Regions from separate parts of the Homo sapiens genome. Here region 2 is linked to region 1. A link is a loop called in an ENCODE intact Hi-C map of the cell type or tissue named here. Cell type or tissue: psoas muscle. All regions are shown on one strand. Links, peaks and the distances in the headings refer to the core of each region. The heading gives the core; the rest is flanking DNA. Region 1 overlaps MIR99AHG (mir-99a-let-7c cluster host gene). Region 2 overlaps MIR99AHG (mir-99a-let-7c cluster host gene).

Region 1 (5,393 bases), core at 299-5,298:
ACCTTCTACCTCTCCGCATGAGATCTAACAACGGAAATGAACATGAGATCTAAAACACAGAAAATCCTGGGGAGCACATCAAAGAGAATCAGGTCAGAGAGAGAAATTTCACAAGAACACAAATTCTATGTTATGGTCCGCCCAAAAGAGGAAAATATTTTAAAATGATATCCATAATAAAGCTATATTAACAATAAGCTGTATGGTCCTGCCATTGGAGTGGAGGGGTGTCTTGACCCTTGACCTCTGCTCACATAAAAGCCTGAGAAATGAAAATCATGTTTATCATGGTTGTTTGTTTTATACAAATTTACTGTCTTTCTTTAACTGATATAAGAAAAAAAAAAAATCTTTTCTGAAATAGCCCAAGTCTGGTTCTTAACAGTCATGTGACTGTTTTTTCTGCCAGCCATGTGCTCCGTATCATTTTACTCTGAAATAACTATGCGGATTTCAGCTCAACCTGCCTTTGCTTATAATGCATGACATACCCTGTGAGGGAGCCTGAGAACAGACTCCTTTGAAAAGCAAGGTTCTCATAGTTGGCCTGTAACCATGGAAGCAGATGCCGTTTTCTTCTCACCCTGCTTACCTCTTTGCAGCCTCGAGCTGCTCCCTATTGTTAAAAGGGGTACGCCTTGATTTTTCTTCATCATGACCGAACTTGCCTCTTCTTCAAAGGACATGATGCTGCAGGTCATTGGTCTAGACTGTTTGCACGGTCCAGAGAATAGCCTTGATGTAACCCTTGCTCCGTCTGAGCCACACCACCAGCCGTGCATCTGCAGACTGGAGGGGGACATTGGAGATCTGTATTTGAAAAGAAGTCTGTCTGATTTTGCCATTGTGCCTTTTCACTCATCGATCGAATGAATATCGAACCTTCTGTCGTTGCATGTGTGAAATAGATAGCTTAGCAAGCACTTTTGTGCCCAACCTGTGCAGTGGGCCAAAAGGTTTTCCTTTTAGCCTCAAGAATTTTTTCTTCAGACTTTATGAATTTCGTGTTAGCTTAAATTATTTATATGTCTTTATCCAACTGTTACGATGACCGTTTCAGTTACTTCGTCAGCAGTGACTTTCTTTTGGTATTAGAAGGAGCATTTTCTTTTCTGTCAACTATGTTTGTTTTCCTTTTAAGCTTTTTAAGATCTTCTAGATTAATTCATTTGTAACTAGAGATAGTATAACTTTGACTGTAACCTATGAAGCCAAAAAGTTGAGGTGTTCTTTCAAGGAGATAATGAGATGGTGTCTATCATTTAACAGGTTTATTCCAGAAAGGTGAACTTGAACTGCCTCCAGGTAATTTCAGTGATTTGTAAGAGTAAGTAAATCAAATAATCACATTGATTTTAAATTAAACAAAATTGTCTGATAAGCTCTGTTTCAAGGGAAAGTTTTTCTTTGTTTTTGCCCATTAAAAAATTTGCAAAAATGTTATTCTGGAGCATTAAAATAGACTCAAAAGCACATAAATTCATTATGATCTGTGAAAGGCATATAAAATCATGGCGATTTCATATGTTAAATAAATACTATATATTTATGATATATATCTTATGGCATGATTTAATTAGAAAGTACACAATATAAAAAGATTTTCACATTTCATTTTTAGTACAATTACAATTCACAGCTTGTCATCAATAACTAATGTTGACAATAACTAATAGCAACTATAACACCTGCTCATTCTAAAAAGCATTCTTTTACTGTGTTCTTGTAAAATCAGAATGACTTTAAAATGCCTCCTCTACTAATCTGCAGTATATTGCTTAGCAAGTACTGTCTGTATGTGTCATCAGTTTCTGTTTTGTTTTGTTTCATTTTAAGAACCCACTATTTCATACTTCAACGCATACCTATTTTCTCTAATTGCCACAGGCAAAGGGGAGGTCCCTGACAGAATAAAGAAGGTTATTGTGACAGATGAAACATAATTCACAATGAGTACTCTTTTCATCCAGCTCTAAGTAGCAGAGGATTACTTCCAAGCTGAATTTTGTGGCAGAATGTATGAGCTGATTTTATTAACACATAAGGATAGGGCAAAGGCAGAAAAACTATTTCTCCTCAGCTGGATGGTGGTTATTTTGTGTGTGTCTGTTTGGGGGCTTTATTTTGATCCACCTCAAGCAGAAGATATGCTGGCCAGAAGAGACTCTGAAGACATCGAGGGCATAGGCGGGGAGGGTAGAAAATAAGAAATTTAAAGTAATAAAAGTTGTGGGTTTTCTATACTAGATAATGAGAAATGATGAACTAAATATACAGTATTTCTACATTCTTTGGCATGCACATGAAATAAAGTCATACTTTTTTTCAACAAATACAACAGCTGCAAAAGTAGGTAAATTTTATTTCATAAACTTACCTTTCTTTAGATGATTTTCTTTGTTTTTCATATTTTTAGTTTCAAATGCTTTGTGAGATCTCTAGATGCCGTTTAGTTTTATAAGAGGGCTTAATATTAAACTTGGGTTAAATACGTATATGTTTATTTGAATATTTCACTTGCTTTCAATTGTTTGTTTTGCTTTTAATGACAAGGATTTTATTTGATCTTTATAAAATTTGTATATGCAAATACAAAAAATATTTTCCTTTCTATTTCTTATGAGGTCAAATTTTTAAATTAACTAAAAGAGGGGCAAAAACTTGTACTTGATAAATATCTGTGCATAATAAAAAGAAATCCCAGACTATAACATTTATTGCAATTCATTTGTTTTAAATAGATTTTTACTTACATTAACCATTTGGATTTAGTTATTCTTGAAAATTGTTTGTATTTTCTTCCCTAATACTTTATAGAAATTGTAGTTGAAATAGTTTTCTATCTGTGAAAGGGAAAGTGTACAGTTGTTCTGTCTGCTAGTATGCCTACTGTTACAAGACTTACAACAAAATGCTATTTCCCTATGTTCTTGTCCAGAAAGTTTAAAAAAAAAATCTAAATTCTAAATTGAAGTCTTTCTCAATTTATTGGATCCATTTCATATTTCAAATATTGTAATGAATAATTCAAATGCACTTAATTTAATTAGGTATTCCCTGGAAGGAGGAATAAGACTATAATCTACAACTATTTGTTATTTTTTTCTTAAATACAATAATTTGGTTATTTTGATATACCAATTATACAATTTGAATTAGCTGAAATGATTTCATTAAGTTGGTTTTGTAGCTAAAAGCTAAATTAAATACGTCATAATATTTATCTTGAAGTTTACCACTGTTCACAAATACTTATTACTTCATAAAGATTTACTTCTATTGACTGATTTCTTGGTGAATGAATTGTTAATGTTTAAAAAGTAGTAATTTAAAAATAAGAGTGCTTATTCTATAACTTGCAAAAATATAAAAAATAATATAATTATGATTTTCTATTTGTTGATGAAAGCAGAAATCCTCCTCTGTCCTCCCTACACAAAAAAATAACTGAATTAAACATATGCCTTGCAAATATTTTAGAATATTCTTTCGTTATGTTTTTGCTAACACAACTAAAAGATGATATTTTAACAAAATAAGAATTTCAAAGGAAAAATATAAAGATTTATATAGCGATTACTGTCAGATTGTCTGCAGAGATTTCCTATCTATAGTTTTATGTCTTCCTAATAATTACAGAAGAAAGCCAATTTACCTACTTTGGTATTTGGTAAAATTTTTCACTTCTGTTGTTATTTTATGACTATCCTCTTCATGTAATTTATTTGAAATAGCTGTACAACTTATATTTAGAAAGTATAAATGACTGAAGTGATATTTTTAATTAAACATAGGGGAAAGAAGAAAAGTTTCCGAATGATGATGTTGTTATTGAAATTGTTTAAATGTGTGGTTTATAGTATAGATTTTTAAAATAATAGGTTTTGTTTTGTTCATAGTTAAGTGGAGCATACCAAATGGTTTTATCTAAAAGTAAAATTCATTTGCACTCACTGAATATTATAAAATATTATATAAGAAAATAACTGTACGGCTCTGAGGATAAGACTTTGTTTTGCAATTACATGACAGCTTTTTAAAAATAACATCATGCAACCTGAAAATGATGTCATTGTATTGTTTCCATAAAGAATTTACCTGAACACCCAGCATAGTGCTGCAAAAAATAATAGAAATAGAGGCCAGTGTATTTTATTTCGGGTATGATCTTTTCAGAGTCAACCTCTGTTTTATTCAAAATTTATTTCCTGTGTTTCAGGCCCAGAACATTTTTCATATTGCATTCTTCTTCCTCCCTCTCCCTAAAACACATTTTGCTATAAACTTCTGCACCAATCACTAGGAAAGACACAAACAGTAGTAGCGGTTCAGGAAGCAGCCCCGTGAATGTAAAAATCACAGACTTTGATTTTATAAGACAAGTTGGATAGGAGTCAAAACTGCCACATGCGGTGTGAAAAAATGCCACCCTGGTGTGAACAAAAGGTTTAAAATGGAGTCAAGAAGCGTGCAAGCTCGATGTCTAAGCTTTTCCTGTGAATTGTCTGCCACAACCTGCAGGGTATCAAGTGGGCTGGGAAGAATAGAGAGCTCTTGGAAGCTACAACTGAGAAACATCGGCAGTCAAATGTGTTAGTTTTTGTTTTTGTTTTGTTTTTTAATTTATTTTGTTTTGTCTCATTTAGGCATCATTATACTAAACTGTTTTACCCAAAACATAAAACAAATCCAAAAAAAGTCACATAATGTGTGAAGAAACTGTTGCTTACAAATGAATTGTTACTTTTTTTTTTTGCATCCCTTCATTTATAGCAAAGCAAATTTATCAACTGCACTTTATAGTTTAAATTCCTTGTTTTGTGGGCTTGAGTTCTGTTTACAAAATGATGAACAGGAATAGAGGCTCATGAAGTCCTAAAAATTAGAATCTAAAATGTAACTATAACACGCATATTTGGTTAACTTCTAAATTACCAAGAAAAGGTGGAGAAAAAAGACTGAGTTCACTATTGGAAACAAGTATTTCAGTTTTTAATAAATAATGCAATAACTCTGAATTCAGCAGGAATAGACCCTTCAAGAAACACTGCTACAATATCCTGCTATAGTAAGCCAATTACACCTTTCTCTAATATTTTGCAATGTAAAAATTTACTCACAAATAATCAGTCATTAAACCATCATCATTTGCTTAAATAACAATAAAAGACAATTCAATTTTAAGGACAATTAAAAGGTATACCATTGTGTCATAACCCGCACTTCAATAATCTTAATATGTGTATAAAGGCACAACTCTATGAATGCTAATTACATAATAAATTATGAATAACATTTAAAGAAAGTAACATTTCCTAGGTGATTGTGATCTAATCAATACAACACATTTAAATGCCTCAACAAACATCTTTGATGAGCATTGAAAAGATCCT
Region 2 (5,393 bases), core at 76-5,075, 95 kb after region 1:
TGCTACTACTTAGAGTGAAAAAACGATAGGAAAACAAACCCAACAGGTACTCATACATATACTCATCCTTATTAATATGTCTCACTGATGACTCACTAAATCCTTCAGGGTCTTCAAGACACCTGAAAAAGTTTCTTTATTCTTATTTTAATGTGTGCTTATAATTCTTAATCTGGAAATATTTTATATTAATTGTAAGTATGTTAGCCCATTCAAATCATACCTATATGCAATTTGCTCTGTTTTACGTATCAAACCCCTGTTACTAATCAATAAACTCACTGAAAGACTTACCCAGTTATTATATATGCAGACTTAGCTTCAGAGGTTGTTTTACTCCCCATATTCTATTTTTTTCACTGCCTTATTTAAATAAGTCAAGTTTCCTATATACTTAGTCCTTCTGTAGTACTGTCCTGCAGAGCAAAAGAAATGGTGATGAGGCATAGCAAAACAAAATAAAAATTTTCCCTCCAAGTGCATACTATTTAAAAATCAGTGGGAGTTTATTTTTTAAAAACTCAAAAGTATTCTGTTGTGGTTTTATTCCAACTCAACAAAATTTAACAAGAGCACCTGATTCTTACACATTTTCAGCCTAAATTCTCAAATCACAGATTCTAGTACATGAGATAGATTTGAAGAAATGCCAAAATCAAAAACCAAGAGACTTGAAAAAACATTAACAGATAATTTTAAGTAGAGTGGTGTGATGTAATAAGAATTGCAATGTAGAAAAATAATCCTTTGGCAGCAACCAATTATAGGGTAAAACTTATATTCTTTCTTTTTTTTTTTATCTCAGTCATTGCCCTAATATTTTACCTTACTGAATTGCTGGAATTGTATCATTCTCCCAGGTGTTAAAAGCCGAGACTGGTAGGCTGAGGACCAAGACACCTCTACAGACTCATCGGTAGGCTGAGGACCAAGACTCCTCTACAGACTCATGAGTGATCAGAAAGTCGCAACAATAGGCCATGGGATTTATGTCAGTGGAGTTAAGCCATGATGTTATAAAAATACTAGAGTGACCTCAGAAGGGAAATGATTTTATACACTGTTTGTGTATGTAAAACATGTAATAATTTGGCCCTCAAAATAACTCTGTGAAGTGGATAGAATGGTTATGTGGATAAAAACTAAAAACTCAGACAAGTTTCATGGCCAATAAGGAGGGAAACTAAGCTAAAACCCATATTTTCTGGTAACTTAGTCCTTTTTCCTCTTGCTTAATCAAAATTTTCTTCACTCTCTCAATACCATCAACGAGTAGGAAATAATAAAAGTAAATTTCAAACACGTTTAATATGTCTTTTTCTTCCCTTTTAAATATTTTTGGAATGTATCCATTATTGAAAGGAAACCTACACCTTAGATCAAAGTGTTTAAAGAGCACATAAATACTACTACCCATTATAACAGGAAACCACATGATTAGATACAATTTTTTATTACAATTAATGCACTTCCACTTGAATTCTGCTACCACACTATATTTCCAATTGCCATTCTAAGCTTAACAATTATACATAGCACATAATATGTTTGAGGGTAGTAAGACAATTTTTCTGAAAGTTGGAATAATTTAAATTATCAATCTAAAAGTTACATGTTAATTATGACTCTATGGCTGTCATCTAAACTTTGTTACCCCTTCTCTGACGGAGTTGAGGAGGATCTTTCATTTTGAACTTGGCAAGACTTAGGCTATCTTCTTGGAGGACTAACAGTCTCAGTTGCCAGTGAAAAATATTCTTAAGTCAAATACCTGAAAATGAGACTTCACATATTCTACATCAACACTATTTGATGTTTTACATTGTGGTAAATTGCAGCTACGTCTAATGGGAATAGAAGAGGCTATTTTACTCCTCAAACGTTTAAATACTTCCCCTGCATCATAAAAATGAGAAAAGAATGGCCCTCAAAACCCTATTTCAAGAGTGCCCTTTATGGTGTGAATACAGTATTCTTGATTATGCAGATGAGACTTACAGGTGCCATTGAAGAAGAACTCCAATATTACCTTTTCCTTCACTGAAGTCTAGCAGAATCAAGACTCATAATGCCTTCAAACTCTCTGAAATGTTACCTTTCAGTATCATTTCAAAAAATATCTATACCCTGACCATAACTCTAGAAGAGAATGTAGAATGAAGATTAGAGCCATATAATTTTGGTTAAGGAAAAACAAAGATAAAAAAGACTTTTTAATGAGTTTTTAAAAAGGTGGGGGCATGGTCTATCCTATATAATTTATTATTCAGTTTTGTTTTGCAAAATGTGGTAACTTGTGGCTATAACAGAAGATATTTTTACTGTGCTTCTCTTCAAGTTCAAGGCTTTCAGAGACGTCATTGTCAAACCCAGAAAAAATTCTTGCCTTGGCAGGTTTTAACAGATCCTTAGTTAATGAGATCGACTGTTAGCTGTTAGTGCCCTTTGGAACTCATCAAATAATTCCCAAGGATTAACGATTGAGAACACTCTGTCAGTGAAATACAAAATCTCTGGATTACTCACCAACATAAACAATCTGCCTTTTCAAATCGACTTTCTCAAATGTTTTGCCTGTTCTCTCATTTCCATTCCCAGTGCATTAGTTCAAGCTGCTCTGCACTACTCCCATTCCTAATTTCTTTCCATTCTACTTGTTCTGAACACTGCTTTCTTTCTCAAGCATTTGCTGAAGATTTTGAAGTGACTCCTGAACTATAAATAGGGTGCTTAAGGCCTGTCATGTGATAGTCCACAAATATCTTTCAGATATCTTTATCTCTGCCCCTATCATAGAATCTCATCTCTGGCCATTTTATAGTTTCCTGTTGTCATGTCACTTTTCATGCTGTAGCCTCTATCTCTGCTGATGACGAGTCCCTGCCTATGCTTCAAGCTCTGTTCCAATACTGCCCCTTGCAAAAAGTTTCTCCTTATGAGAAAGTCTTTATCCCTCTACTGTATAAGCTAATAAATCCAGCCTTGCATTAACACTGACTTACGGAAAGTTCTGTTCCGTAACTACTAAGAATCTAGAGGGTAGAAAATGTATACTGGTTGTAGAAGTGCTCTCCACAGTGCCTGGCTCAGAGTTTGTACATACAACCAAAGTTATCCTACGTGTGTTATCTGGCTCTCATGAGGGACACAGAGAGATGACATTGCCCAGATTCACCTGAGCAAGGTATGGCCATGTGGCTGGGCACTGAAGAGTGGAGTATATATGGGTCTGCTCCAGGTCCAGACCATAAAATTTCCCCATGTGTGAACTAATACTTCAATAGCAACTGTGGAAGTTGCTATTGGTGGAGCTACAAGATGGAAAGAACTTCAGTCTTTGAATCAGGGAGTAAAAAACTGTCCAAGGCATACTGCGTGGATTGTAATCTGAACAAGCTCTGAACCTCTAAGAAGCTGGGGTTTTATCTATTACATCAGCTGATATATCCTTATAACACAGCAAGTCTGCTGATTGGTCAGCCAATTATTACAATGGAGACTATAATAAATAATGTTATTAATGTAGACATATGTATATATGTGTATATTTATATAGTTAAAGTTTTCTTTACCTGTGTGCCCATCAAGCATAATTTTATTGCTATTGCTTTTTGTGTATAAACTGCCCCATCAATAATTTTGAATTTAATATATTTTTAAATGAATGGAGAATTTAGTCACTAGAGAAAAAAATTTCAGTACAGACATCTGAATTTTTATAATTTGTGTAGTCTTTTACATTTGTATTGTCCATACTTTATGCAATGGAAATACTTCTTAGAGACTTACTTTTATCAAGACTTGCCAAAGCAAAAGCTCAGTTTTCAAAGAAATAATAGCTTGCTTTCTTTATATATACATTTTTAAAAATCAGTTTACCTAATTTTTAATTAAGTAAAATCACATAAACCACTGCCATAAATAATGTTTGAGAACAAGCATGATTAAAGCTATTATATGTTCGTGATATTGAAATTCTTTATATTTAGTTTAAGCCTTGTACTTATTAATGCATTTCTCTTCTCCCCTGTTTCTATGCTCAGGGTCTCCAGGCACATACAATCCTACCACACTGTTGCATTTGAGATAAACGAACACATTAAGAAATGGAGCTGGTACAATACCTATCTAATTGAATTGTGAAAGGTAGTTTACCAGAAGATATTAGCATGTTTTACTTGTGTTGTGATGGCTGTGTGAATTACTGGTCCAGAGAGAATATTATACAACCTTATTGCATTTTAAAGAACGTATGTTTTCTTAACTTTTTTTAAAATCATATATGAAAACCAGTATGATCTGCACATTTGAGATAGGCTCTTAAAATACGCATCTCCAGGTTTGACTTCTCTCCTTCATTGCTTGCAACTGCCAAAAGGACTTGCCTCTCGGCTTTCTTATCACCCCTCACAAACTTATTATTTCCCAAACTAAGCTCCTCTAGTCTCTCTACCATTAGCTCCTTTCCTGAATTTCCTGTTTCTCAGAGTTTATATGTCCGTTCTAGCCATTTTCAGCAGAAGACCAATATATTTGCTATTTGGAAATTTTCTTTTCATATCTATCTTTCCCTTTTCATCCCCCAAACAATCTCACTTCTAAGTCAAACTCCACCACAAGTTGCCCTGTGTCAGAGGAACACACCCTCTGCACCTGTGCTCCAACTATGGATGCTACCCATCAGTTTCTGTATCTATAGCAGGCCCTCTTCACTTTTCCAGACTAACTCCTCATCCTCCAGACTGTCTTACGTCTCCCCTGGAAACAATAAGTCGATGAGCCACTGGCCCAGTAGCCTTTGCCCTTGAACTGGGTGAGACTGAAACTGTCAGCTGAAGTTTTTAGCAGGGGATTCAGAAGGAGGAGCAGTCAAACATCTCTGTCAAGTTATCACGTTCCTTTCCCTCAGAATGCACTTTTAAAAGGTGAATCTTCCTATTCTACCCATCTCTTTTGGGTTCCCAGAATTTATTTTATTTTATTTTATTTCATTTTTTGAGACAGAGTCTTAGTCTGTCGCCCAGGCTGGAGTGCAGTGGCGCGATCTCGGCTCACTGCAACCTCCGCCTCCTGGGTTCAAGTTATTCTCCTGCCTCAGCCTCCCAAGAGCTGGGATTACAGGCATTCGCCAACTTGCGTGGCTGATTTTTGTATTTTTAGTAGAGACGGGGTTTCACCATGTTGCCCAGGCTGATCTCGAGCTCTGACCTCAAGTGATCTGCCTATCTCGGCCTCCCAAAGTGCTGGGATTACAGGCATGAGCCACCATACCTGGCCTTGGCTTCCCATAATTTCTATGTCCATCATCTTATAGAACAGAAGAATTTACCCTCATGTGTTTGAGAATTATATTTTCCTAGAGTTAAAGATTTTATAAGAGAACTTTTACCAAT

The links. Hi-C counts contacts between places; a loop is a spot of excess contacts. Peaks named below come from ENCODE experiments on the same cell type or tissue, not always from the same donor. Only the 100,000 strongest peaks of a DNase experiment are listed, where the experiment ranks them.
Region 2: it touches region 1 in a loop (3-fold over the local background); 3 of 110 quality-filtered maps call a loop at or near these places.

What each region holds. Positions count from the first base shown.
Region 1 is chr21:16,304,965-16,310,357 of GRCh38, reverse strand. The region is part of intron 4 of MIR99AHG (mir-99a-let-7c cluster host gene); the gene reads right to left. Among named protein-coding and RNA genes, the nearest start is that of SNORD74B, 23 kb to the right of the region's middle. RefSeq lists an enhancer at 1-1,517. In psoas muscle, for the core only: no CTCF peak of the experiment used is centred there; no DNase peak of the experiment used is centred there; H3K4me3 peaks cover 5,000 bases; H3K27ac peaks cover 3,672 bases.
Region 2 is chr21:16,209,280-16,214,672 of GRCh38, reverse strand. All of the region lies in intron 3 of MIR99AHG (mir-99a-let-7c cluster host gene), which reads right to left. Among named protein-coding and RNA genes, the nearest start is that of SNORD74B, 73 kb to the left of the region's middle. In psoas muscle, for the core only: no CTCF peak of the experiment used is centred there; no DNase peak of the experiment used is centred there; H3K4me3 peaks cover 3,274 bases; H3K27ac peaks cover 4,429 bases.